2 separate regions of the Homo sapiens genome follow, and region 2 is linked to region 1. A link is a loop called in an ENCODE intact Hi-C map of the cell type or tissue named here. Cell type or tissue: transverse colon. All regions are shown on one strand. Each heading gives the region's core, and the rest is flanking DNA. Links, peaks and the distances in the headings are about the cores only.

Region 1 (5,954 bases), core at 40-5,039:
AGACAAAGACCCACCCCCAGAGTTGTGATTATTTTTGTATATGCCACCTAGTTCATAGTTACCCACTAGTAGGATCCAGTGATGTTTCTGCATCAGAGTGAAGGAATTTCTAAATGAGAGCAAACTCTCTGCCATGCATTGACATCGGGGTTCTATAGAAGTCGTCAGATTTCAGGTTATAAAGCAGTGTGTAATAAAAGCAAACATGGAAGGTAGCATAGAATAATACTAGTATCTATCACTGATGCAAAAGAATCTTTTTACAGTGCCTGCTCTGTGCCAGGCGTGTGTTATTTAATACAGCCCTGTGAGGTAAGTGGTCTCGTTTTTCCCATTTTACAGATGAGAAACCTGAGGCACAGTGAGGATCAGGAACTTGCCCATGGCCCATGAGCTTGGGGGTCCAGCCCAGGCTGTTTGGTCCCAGAGCCTGTGCTCTTGTCCATTATACTGGTGGTATTGCCCCTGGCATTGACAAAGTGGGAAAAGATGACTAACCTGTGTAGGGGGAGTTTAAATTTGACATAAAGTGGTGTGGGTAGTTTCTTCCAGCCCCCATGCCCGTGAGTTTAGCCAGGCCTGTTACCTGCTACCCTCTTCCCCGCCTTCCTCCACCCTGCAGAGGAGCAGAGCGTAGCCTGAGTGCCTGGGCCAGCAGGGTGAGGGAGTGGGCCAGAACCATGCAGATGTCATCCAGGACACCCTCTCGGCCAGTGTCCATAGCACTCTGACTTCACCAGGGGAGCCCTGCACAGGAGACACTCAGTTTGTTCTCAGAAATCCAGTAGCTGGGCTGACCCATCCATCTGCCCTGGCTCTCAGAAACCAGAATCACTCAGGCTGAGCCGTGGGTCCTGCAGGTCTTTCCCCTGTGGGAGGCCAGCATCTTCGCTTGCTCTCTTCTCCACCTGAAGACCAACTGTCATCTTACCAGCGAGCTCAGCTGCCAGGGTTTGTGGCTGGCGCCAGTCGTATTGTGGACATGGGCTTATGCTGAGCACAGACCAGGTGCTCCTCTGGGAGGAGTGAGACTCACGGGAACACCATCCTCCGCTTTCTCGTGAGGAGGGTGCCCCCTCCTTGAACTTACCTAAGGGACGATGGCCAGAGAATAGTGAAATGTATGCAGGTGCCACTGCTTAGTTCCTGAGAACTGTTTAGCTGTCATTTTTTTGCCCTTAAATATGCCTTTTTTTAAAGCACATTTCACTGATTTCATGTGAATCTAGGGTAAAAATGGAGTAGTAAGACCAGGCGGTGAGAGAGTGGGCTTCCGTCCACTTCAGGGCGGAAGCTGGTTAGTCCACGTGTCGGTCCTTCTGGGACCCTGCCACACAGGTGTCCCCACACCAAGGCTGGCAGAAGGAGGTTTAAATGACCACAGGCTTCGGATATCAGAAAGGCAGCTGGAAATGACACTGAGGAACAGATGGGCTATAACAGCTGCCCTTGCCACTTGGCTCTACATCCTCCTGGCTCCGAGCAGGCCCACCGTTGCTTTTCCTCCAGTAGATGGTGGGCCACGGGATAGAGCCAGAACAGAAGACTCGTCCCCCTCCACTCTTGTCTCTGGCAAATCCACCAGCTGGGAGGACCACCTTTCCTCCCTCCTGCCTCTGTGCGTGTGCGTGCACTCCATGTCGACAGCCACAGGTTTCTGCTGCAGCAGCCTCTTCCCCTGAATAGGACTGGGATTAAGCCCCAGCAGCTGGTGCACCCCACTCAGAGCACGGTTAAGGCAGCTGCCCAAACCTCTCCTCGGCTTTCTCAGGGCCTTTATTCGTTCAGGCTTTCTGGAAGTCAGCTGGCGGAGGTGAAGATGGCTTGGGCGCCCCTCCTGTGAGCTCTGTGTGAGTGGTGCTCTTTGTGATGTCAGGTGAGGAGCATTACAACTGCATCTCCGCCCTGCACAAGTCCATGCGGGGCTCAGACCAGAACGCCTCCCTCTACTGGCTGGCTCGCATGCTCGAGGGAGGAGAGGACCCACTCTACGTGGCACGGAGGCTTGTCAGGTTTGCCAGCGAGGACATAGGTGAGTGTGATGGGAGGGTCCCGGAGTCCTATGTCCATGAGGGTGGGGAAATGGCTAACAGTTACATCGTGGCTTTTTTTTTTTTTTTTTTTGCAGGGCGGGGTGGGCGGGGGTAGCAGGAAGAATGTCTCAGGGCTATGTGAGACTGGCAGGAGAAGATAAGACTTTATGCCTGAGCTCAGTCGTTTATTTCCTGGTGTATGTGCTTTTGAATGTTTATGTTCATAAAGTCACCATTTTCTGTTTCCTCTTCGGGAATGTTTTTACTAACATGAGTGGCTATTCAGAGTATTGCAATAGATGAGCTGCTTTTAAATTTGCTTTAAGTCAGGTGTTCAAGGTTTTCTTTGGACAGCTCCCAAGGTAGAAATGGAAGACTCTAGACACTATATGAAGAAAAAGATCAGGAAAGCTCTCCTCTTCTTTGGTCTTAGGGGATGTTTTGTTTTTAGTGTTTCCATCCTGGTGAATGTCTCCATAGCCTTCACTTCTTATGTTTGTTATACAGAGACTCATGTTTTTCTAGATGCAGAGTTTTTATCCACAAGGAAACAGTTCTTAACACCACACAGTAACCACTCTCAATATTTCTTGCATAAGTTCATGGGATCAGAGACTAGAGCTAAGTCAGGCTGTTTTGCTACATGGGATTGTTTTGGTCACCAAGTGTACAAGCAGTGGTGGTCTGTGGTCGCCTGCACATAGGCCAGGAGGACAGTGTGTGTCATGACTGAAACTCTCCTTTGTCTCTGTGTGTGGCAGGTCTGGCAGACCCGTCTGCGTTAACACAAGCGGTTGCTGCCTACCAAGGCTGTCATTTTATAGGCATGCCTGAATGTGAGGTAAAGTAATCAGCTCATTTCTTGCAAATCACTTCTTTTCTCTCTCGTGCTCTGTCCCTTTGTAGATTTGAATAAATGTCCCTCCTTCACCATTGGTGTATTGGACCCACTGAGTATGCTGCTTGGCTTTGGAATTCCAATTGTAGACTCTTAGACTCCTAGAGAGGGAAACCTTCTGTGTCAACGAGGTCATGTTTCAAACTGTTCTCGGGATTCCGGGGTTCAGAGCACATGCTCCATATGTTCCAGGGAGCAGAAAGGTTAAAGGAGCTGAACAGCAAAGCCTCTGCAAGTTCGCCCCCAGAGCAGCTTCATATTCATCTCTTTTATATATTGGGGGCTTAAGAAAAATTTAATGTAGTAAAAAGTCCTTCAGTTAAAAAAAAAAATGAAAACCACTCACCTGGTTTGCCTCTCGTTTCACCTCATGAGAATTTCTTCTGTCTGTCGTAGGTGGTTATCCAGACTGTAGGCGCAAAAGGGGGATAATAAAAGCATGTGGGGATCTTCTCAGAATTACCTAGAGCTGTGTATCAGAAGGGGCTCTGCAGAACAGAAGCTTGGCATCTTGCTAGTAAAATGTGTCCTCTGTGTCATTGGTAGGTGCTTCTGGCCCAGTGTGTGGTCTACTTTGCCAGAGCCCCAAAGTCCATTGAGGTGTACAGCGCCTACAACAACGTCAAAGCCTGCCTGAGGAACCACCAGGGGCCACTGCCCCCCGTGCCCCTGCACCTGAGGAACGCGCCCACTAGGCTGATGAAGGATTTGGGCTATGGCAAAGGCTACAAGTACAACCCCATGTACAGCGAGCCTGTGGATCAGGAGTACCTGCCTGAAGAGTTGAGGGGGGTAGATTTCTTCAAGCAGAGGAGGTGCTGACTCCTCAGGGCACGACAGCAGAAGGATGTTGCTTTTTTAAGGGAGGGCCAGAAAGAAAGTTAGTGGATTGCAAAGTTGGTTGCCTGGTGGAAGTTAGAACAGACCAACATTTTGTGCCAGAAATTTAAGAGTTCCATAGGTGGAGGCGCAGTTCTTTCGAATAAATGTGTAACTTTGAAATTGTGTTCATTTGCACTCGGTGCAGCGGTTATGCTTATGAAAATACCTGGCAGCTTTGTGCAATGAATTAATGTTATAAGGAATTATCTATTTTGTCATAGTATTTAAGTCATAATGTCATTTCAGAATTCAGTTCTGTAGGATTTTCTTTTCTTTAAAAAATGTATATTCTGGGTAGTTTTAATTGGTAAAAAAATGTAATTGTGATTTAATACTGCATAGTGTTTTGGGTATTTTTTTTATATGCAAAGGTCTTACGAGCCAATAAAACTATTTCAAAGTACTCTTCGATTCTGTCATGGTTTTCCTGCCTGGATGCTAGGTACCAGCGTTGTCACCATTGCATTTGGTGGGTGGATACTGGGAAGGAGAAATCACCCCAGATGGGAAGAGTGGGGAGCTTAAGTTAAGAAGTCAGTGTTATCTTGTTGAAAGTTAACTCTGATCTCTTTAAAGGAATACATAAAGGAATTCTTTAAATGGCTTGTGGAAGACTCCAGTAGTCCCATGCCCATTTTTTCCCACTTGTCCTGGTTTCTTCTTGCAGCTCCATATTTCTAAACAGTCGTTTTTCTTTTACTTTATGTGTGTCCTGAACACAAAATACGCCACTCCTTCTGCTCAGTTAAGAGTTATTTGTCCCTACTGCTACTTCCTCTCCCTCTCCTTAGTTGCATGTCGTGCATATGCCCACAAGGATGGCCCCTTCAGGTAGTCGGTTCTCCTCCTGCTGTTGCGTGATCCCTCCTGGGGTCCTCCTGCCATGTCTGGAAGGCTGCCGGCTGTTGGCCTGGGACGTCCTCTGCCTTTATTCTGAGTGAGATGCCCATTTTCTGGATGCTCCATCCCGCCTTACTGGTTTATTCCGCTATTTCAGTGCAACCCATCCTCTAGTAGTTTTATCAGGCTGGAGGGACTGTATGTTGCAGAGGCTTGGCCCGACTGGCCTCCCTCCTTCTGTCTGGAGTGGTTGCACTGCAGTGTGCAGTTGCCATCCCCAGAATCTCCCTTCATCATCACCCTGGAGCTTTCCTCTGCTTCTCCCTGCACCCCATCTGATGACAGGACTGACTGCTTTCTGGCACAGGTGGCATGTACCCTCTAGTAGCTTTATGGAGCAGGGGTGTGTGGAGGAAAAGTATTTTTAGACCTCAGGAGACTCAAAATGCTTTTATTGTACCTTCAGACGTGTCTGAGGGTTTGGCTAGTAATAAATTGTAGGTAAGAAATTACTTGTGCATTGTTTTACACTTTCCCACATTGTTGTCAAGTTTGAAGGCATCCTGATGTGTGTGGTCTTTTGTTTGTAACCTCTATCAACTTGTAGACTCTTCTGTCTTTGCTCCCCGTGTTTTAAAAGTCTGCACTGGGTACTTGTTGGGCCTTTCAATCTGGAAACTCCTTTCAGTTCTAGGGAAGTTTCTTTTTTTATTCAATAAATTTATTTATTTATGAGACCAACTCTTGCTCTTTTTCCCAGGCTGGAGGGCAATGATGCGATCTCGGCTCACTGCAACCTCCACCTCCCAGGTTCAAGCGATTCTCCTGCCTCAGCCTCCCAAGTAGTTGGGATTACAGGCGCACACCACCACACAAGGCTAATTTTTGTATTTTTAGTAGAGACGGGGGTTTCACCATGTTGGTCAGGCTGGTCTCGAACTCCTGACCTCGGGTGATCCACCCACCTCAGCCTCCCAAAGTGCTGGGATGACAGGCGTGAGCCACCGCGCCCGGCCTCAATAAATATTGAGTGCCTGTTTTATGCTGAGCATTCTTGTTGATGTTAAAACACATCAGTGAGCAGAAGAGACCAAAAATTCTGTGTTCTTAAAGCCTATGGTATGAAAAATAATATGTTAATATGCCAAATAGTGATAAGTGCTATGCTAAGGAGAAAATGAATGAAAGATTGAATATGGAAAGGGGAGGTATGGGTGCAGTTTTAGTAGAGTAGCCAAGGTGGATCTCACCAAGAAAGTGTTTGAGTCAAGACTTCAAGGAAGTGAATGTGCCTTTCAGAC
Region 2 (6,126 bases), core at 734-5,733, 420 kb after region 1:
GGGTCTGCAGATTCAATAGTACTATATCCTAAACTACAAAAATTAATCACACTGGGTTCAAAATCACTATGGTGGATTTAAAAATAAATGCCCTCGATAATATAAATGATGCTCATCCTCACTGATAATTAAGAAATATAAATTAAAGGATAAGATATCATTTTTCATCAAGTTGGCAAAATTTTTTAATTTGATGACATCTATTGTTGGACAATATGAATGTTTAGTACATAAATACAGGTGTATAAAAAATTTTAAAGCTTTCCTAAAATTGACCTTAATTTCTAACTCAAGAGGCTTCTTCTGTTTGGCAGCAACAACTTCAACTTAGTCAATGTTGGTTAATCTTTATCAATCCAGGAGACCCTTAGTCAACTTCTCTGTCTATCTGAGGTTGACGTGAAGTTAGGGAAGGTGTGTGTGATGCCAGAGTAATGGCAGGGGAGGGAGGTTGCATTCCTTCTTCACTGCCATCAATCCGTGCTGGCCCCTGATGAGATGCCCACATTCCCCTAGAGTCTTCCATAATAAATTCCATGCTGACATACCCTGCTTTCTCCCATTGTCTAGATAATGAGGTATCTTTGGTTCTCCTGGCCTTCTCTCAGCTACCTCTGTGCTCTTCCAAGTGAAAATAGGGAAAACTCTTCAAATCTCTCCCACAATGTCCTGGAACCCAGTGAGGCTCCATGAGGCTGCCCTGGTACCTTTGAGCCTAAACATGTGTCTTGCTATTTCTACTCTACCGCTGGCACATCAAATTGGTGGGTGTCAATGTGGTTGGGTTTACCATTTCCCAGGATCCAAGATAGAAACCAGTATGCAGATTTCTGGCTTGTGAAGGTACTCCTAGTTTATCAGCTATGATGTGTTTGGCTGTAAGTAACAGAAAACCCAACTGAAAGTGACTTTAATAATAAGGGACTTGTGATCTCATACAACAAAAACATTATGGTGGTAGTTGTCAAAACATGGTCTAGTGATGCCTGGAAGTCCCTGAAACCCTTTCAAGGCACTACATGGTCAAAATCATCCATTCCATGTGCAAGTTGCAGATGAACTTTAATGTAACAGAGCAGAAGTCAGTGTTTATTTACAAAAAACTTTATTACCAAATGTGTTGTGAATAAAGTTTTATTGGCACACAGCTACACTCATTTGTTCATGCATTGTCTGTGGCTGCTTTTGTGCCACACCAGCAGAGTCCAGCAGTTGTGATAGAGACTGTATGGCCCACAAAGTGGAAAATATTTACTATCTGGCCCTTTCCAGAAAAAAAATTGCTGATCTCTGCCATAGTGTATAAATCATTTTTGGAGATAATTTCAGACTCCACATTGCAAATGACCTTTAAGGAGCTACCACTTGTTACATTCTTAGTGTAGTATCAACAAAGAATATCTACAATGACCTGGAAAGACATAAAAATACTGCTCATTTTGCTACGACATATCTGGGTGAAATTAGATTTTTTTTTTTTAATATACTTCAACCAAACCAACATACCAAAACAGATCGAATACAAGAACAGACATGAGGCTGGGCCCTGTGGCTCAGATCTGTGATTCCAGTGCTTTGGAAGGCTGAAGTGGGCGTTTGAAGCCAGGAGTTTGAAACCAGCCTTGTCCCCATCTTGACAAAGGAAAAAATAAAAATAAACAAGAGCAGACATGAGAATCCAGCTGTGTTGTATTAAGCCAGACATTAATGAGATTTGCAAAAATGTCAAACAATGCCACTTGTCGCTAAGTTATTTCTTGTTTTAGAAAGATACAATTTTTTCACAAAAATATATTTATTATTAAATTGGTTTATTTTTAATGGATTAATAAATATATATTTAAAATTTCTCTTGGTTTCAATTAATAACATAATAAATACTGATAGATATAACCCATATAAACAAAAGCTTCTTGGGGTCCTCAGTAATTTTAAGAGTGTAAAGGGGTCCTGAGACCAAACAGTTTGAGAATCGCTGGTGTAGACTTCATGCAGCTTCAGGGCTGGTTACCACACCATCTCACTGATGCTCCCCCGGACCCAGTTGTTTTGTATCTGTTTACTCTGCCATTCTCAGCATATGGACTTGCTCTCTTAGACAGCAGCACCCCCCCTACCCCACATGGTACCAAATGGACACACAGAAATGACAGAGAGAAAAAACTGCAGCAACAGTTCCTGGCATCGTAAGTTTCCAAAGGCAGAAAAGGCACTATTTCTTTTTGTCCTATTTGTCCAAAAAAGTGATTTTTCTTTCTTTCTTTTTTTTTTTTTTTGAGACGGAGTCTGGGTCTGTCGCCCAGGCTGGAGTGCAGTGGCGCGATCTCTGCTCACTGCAAGCTCCGCCTCCCAGGTTCACGCCATTCTCCTGCCTCAGCCTCCCGAGTAGCTGGGACTACGGGCGCCCGCCACCACGCCCGGCTAATTTTTTGTATTTTTAATAGAGACGGGGTTTCACCGTGTTAGCCAGGATGGTCTCGATCTCCTGACCTCGTGATCCGCCCGCCTCGGCCTCCCAAAGTGCTGGGTCTTTTTTGTTCTTTTCGAGATGGAGTTTTGCTCTTGTTGCTCAGGCTGGAGTGCAATGGTGTGATCTCGGCTCACTGCAACCTCCGCCTCCTGGGTTCAAGCGATTCTCCTGCCTGGGCCTCCCGAGTAACTGGGATTACAGGCACGCACCACCATGCCTGCTAATTTTTGTATTAGTAGAGATGGGGTTTCACCATGTTGGTTAGGCTGGTCTTAAACTCCTGACCTAGGTGATCCACCCACCTCAGCCTCCCAAAGTGTTGGATTACAGGCGTGAGCCACTGCGCCTGGCCCCACTGATTTTTCAAAAGCAAGGAAAACCTTTTCCAGAACCAGTGTGCTATTTATTTTTACAATAACCCCAAAAAAGGCCTTATTAAGAAGGGTGTATAGGAGTAACTGATACAGGCTGGGTGCGGCTCACACCTGTAATCCTGGTACTTTGAGAGGCTGAGGTGCATGGATTGGTTGAGCTCAGCCTGGGCAACATACTGAAACCCTGTCTCTACAAAAAATACAAAAATTAGGCATGCTAATGCATGCCTATAGTTCCAGCTACTTGGGAGTCTGATGTGGGAGAATTGCTTGAGCCTGGGAGGTTGAGACTGCAGTGAACTGTGATTGCACCACTGCACTCCAGCCTGGGTGACAGAGCAAGACCCTGTCTCAAAAAAGGAGGAGAAGGAGAAACCAGATCGACTATAAATGACTAGAGAACTGGACAAAATACATGAAACAACTGGTTTTGGTCTTCGGAAAATAGAAACATAATGACTGTAATCTCTGAAGAAGGGAAACAATGAGGTGAGCCTGCAATCACTCCACCATTCTGCCTGAGGAACTTTCTAAGCCATGTACAGAGAAAAGGAATCCAAGTGGAGCACAGCAGTCTTGTTGAGCTGAGGAGACAGAAACAGGTGTTTGAAGGCTGAGGGGGTTGAGTTTTTAGAGATATGCAAATAAATAGCTCCATAAATATGCATAGTACCCTTGAAGATTTTGGCTGAATGCTAGGTTGTGATGTCCAGGTGAGATTCTACAAGCTGTGCAAAGAACAACTACGAGGGAAAGAGCAGCTCCTGGGTAGTTGTAGCTTGCACAATGCTGCAGACATTTGAGCTCTGGCAGTTACGTGGGGCTATCTTAATGAACACCCAGGACATTCATTAGAAACCACAGAGAGATCAGCCCTCAAGAATGTAAGTAAAGTAGTGCTAGCATAGAGATGACGGTAGATCCACTCTAGCAGAGCTTAAAAATGAGCCACAGAAGGATCATACTGATAAAACTATGCGTGCAGTAAATTAACTGCCTGCAAGAACCAAGTTCAATGCTCGTTAAAAGAAGACAACAACATTCAGATGTTCAACAATGAAACATTCAAAACGTCCACCATTCAATCCAAAGATGCTAGACATGCCAAAAAGTAGGAAAATCTGACCCATAATCAGGAGAAAAATCAAGTCAGTAGAAAAACAACCAGAAATGATGGGGGAAAAATGTAATTATCAGACAAAAATTTTTAAACAGCTAACATAAATATACTAAAGAATTCAAAGTAAAACTTGAACACAATGAGGAGATAAATGGTAGACATAAAAATAATCAATATTATGGTATGTTAATTATATCTCAACTAAAAATAAAAAAGATGAAAATTCTAGAGCTGAGACCGGGCGCAGTGGCTCACACCTGTAATTATAGCACTTTGGGAGGCCCAGGCTGGTGGATCACTTGAGGTCAGGAGTTCAAGACCAGCCTGGCCAACATGGGGAAACCCCATCTCTACTAAAAATACAAAAATTAGCCAGGCGTGGTGGCACACGCCTGTAATCCCAGCTACTCAGGAGGCTGAGGCAGAAGAATCACTTGAACTCAGGAGGTGAAGGTTGCAGTGAGCCGAGATTATGCTACTGTACTCCAGCCTGGGCAACAGAGTGAGTGAGACTCCATCTTAAAAAAAAAAAAAAAAAAAAAAAAAAAATTCTAGAGCTGAAAACACAATATCTGAAATGAAAATTTTGCTAGATGGTCCTAACAGAGTACTGGACACTGGAGAAAAGTGAAGTTAAAGACATGAAAATATAAATGATCAAATTGAAAGACAGAAAGAGGAAAGAGACTTTTAAAAATGAACATACTTTCAGTTCTCTATGAGACAATCTCAACCATACATATAATTAGAATCCCAAGAGAGAGAGGCAGAAAATGTATGAAAAAACTGTGGCTAAAATTTTTTCCAGTTTTGATGATAAATATCAATTCATAGGTCCAAAAATCTCAACAAAGCCTAGCAGGATAGACAGAAAACAACAGCAACAAACTACATCAAGGCAACATACTCATAGCCATATTGATGAAAACTAGTGGTAAAATCAGGCTATGAATGTCTGCTGAATTCTTACCACAGACCCGGCAAACAAGGGGGCAATGAATCAACATCTAGAAATGCTGAAATCAAGCCCACCTAAAAGTCTCAATCCAGTCACAATGGTCTTCAAAAAGGAAGGTGAAATAGACGTTTGAAGATAATCATGACTTAATTTATCGCCAGCAGATCTTACTACAATAAATGTTAAAGGAACTTCTTCAGGCTAAAGAAAAATGAAACCAGAGTAAAACTCAGATCTACACAAAATAGCAAAGATCACTGGAAATGGTAAATATGTGGGTAGATTTTAAAGTGAGCGTGAGGAGAAAAGGGAGTAAAATATACATCTTCAGGCACACCCACCCTCCAAATAGGGTCTAGATCAAATTTGAAGAGCCTAGCTGACACCTCAGCAACTCCAGACTTGCCACCGTGGCTGGCGGTGCTAACATAACTTCCAAGGCTGGAGTCGAGGCTGGCAAGCCCTCCAGGGACCCAGAGATTACCAAAGATGCAGTCGTAGTTCCTAGGCCCTGGAGTCTCTGGATAACGTCTGGACTACAGGCTGCACTGTCTTCTCCATGGTCTGCCTGACAATGGCTTGACCTTGACTCTGGCTCTTATTTCTTTTCTTTCTTTCTTTTTTTTTTTTTTTCTTTTCTGAGATGGAGTGTTGCTCTTGTTCCCCAGGCTGGAGTGTAGTGTTGCGATCTTGGCTCACCACAACCTCCGCCTCCCAGGTTCAAGTGATTCTCCTGCCTCAGCCTCCTGAGTAGCTGGGATTACAGGCATGTGCCACCATGCCTGGCTAATTTTGTATTTTTAGTAGCCCAAAGTGCTGGGATTACAGGCATGAGCCACCGTGCCCGGCCTTTTTTTTTGATGGAGCCTTGCTCTTGTTGCCCAGTTAGAGTGCAATGGTGGGATTTTGGCTTGCTGCAACCTCTGCCTCCTGGGTTCAAGCAATTCTCCTGCCTCAGCCTTCCAAATAGCTGGGATTACAGGCACCTGCTACCAAGCCCAGCTAATTTTTGTGTTTTTAGTAGGGAAGGGGTTTCACCATGTTGGCCAGGGTGGTCTCGAACTCCTGACCTCAGGTGATCCACCTGCCTTGGCCTCCCAAAGTGCTGGGATTACAGGCGTGAGCCACCATGACCCGCCTCTGGCTCTTATTTTAATCAGATTTGGGAGTCCACAAATCCATTCCTGCCCTGTCCCCTAACTTA

Evidence for each region. A loop is a pair of places that touch in the nucleus more often than their neighbours do. Peaks named below come from ENCODE experiments on the same cell type or tissue, not always from the same donor. Only the 100,000 strongest peaks of a DNase experiment are listed, where the experiment ranks them.
Region 2: it touches region 1 in a loop (14-fold over the local background); 1 of 110 quality-filtered maps calls a loop at or near these places.

The regions. Positions count from the first base shown.
Region 1 is chr6:2,781,530-2,787,483 of GRCh38, forward strand. It overlaps WRNIP1 (WRN helicase interacting protein 1), which reads left to right. Exons shown (of 7, transcript NM_020135.3): 5 at 1,877-2,032; 6 at 2,795-2,874; 7 at 3,478-5,423. The coding sequence ends at 3,753. Among named protein-coding and RNA genes, the nearest start is that of WRNIP1, 19 kb to the left of the region's middle. In transverse colon, for the core only: a CTCF peak has its summit at 1,963 (motif pointing left); a DNase peak (open chromatin) is centred at 1,992; H3K27ac peaks cover 1,332 bases.
Region 2 is chr6:3,199,757-3,205,882 of GRCh38, forward strand. No RefSeq gene overlaps it. Among named protein-coding and RNA genes, the nearest start is that of LINC02525, 7.1 kb to the left of the region's middle. In transverse colon, for the core only: no CTCF peak of the experiment used is centred there; no DNase peak of the experiment used is centred there.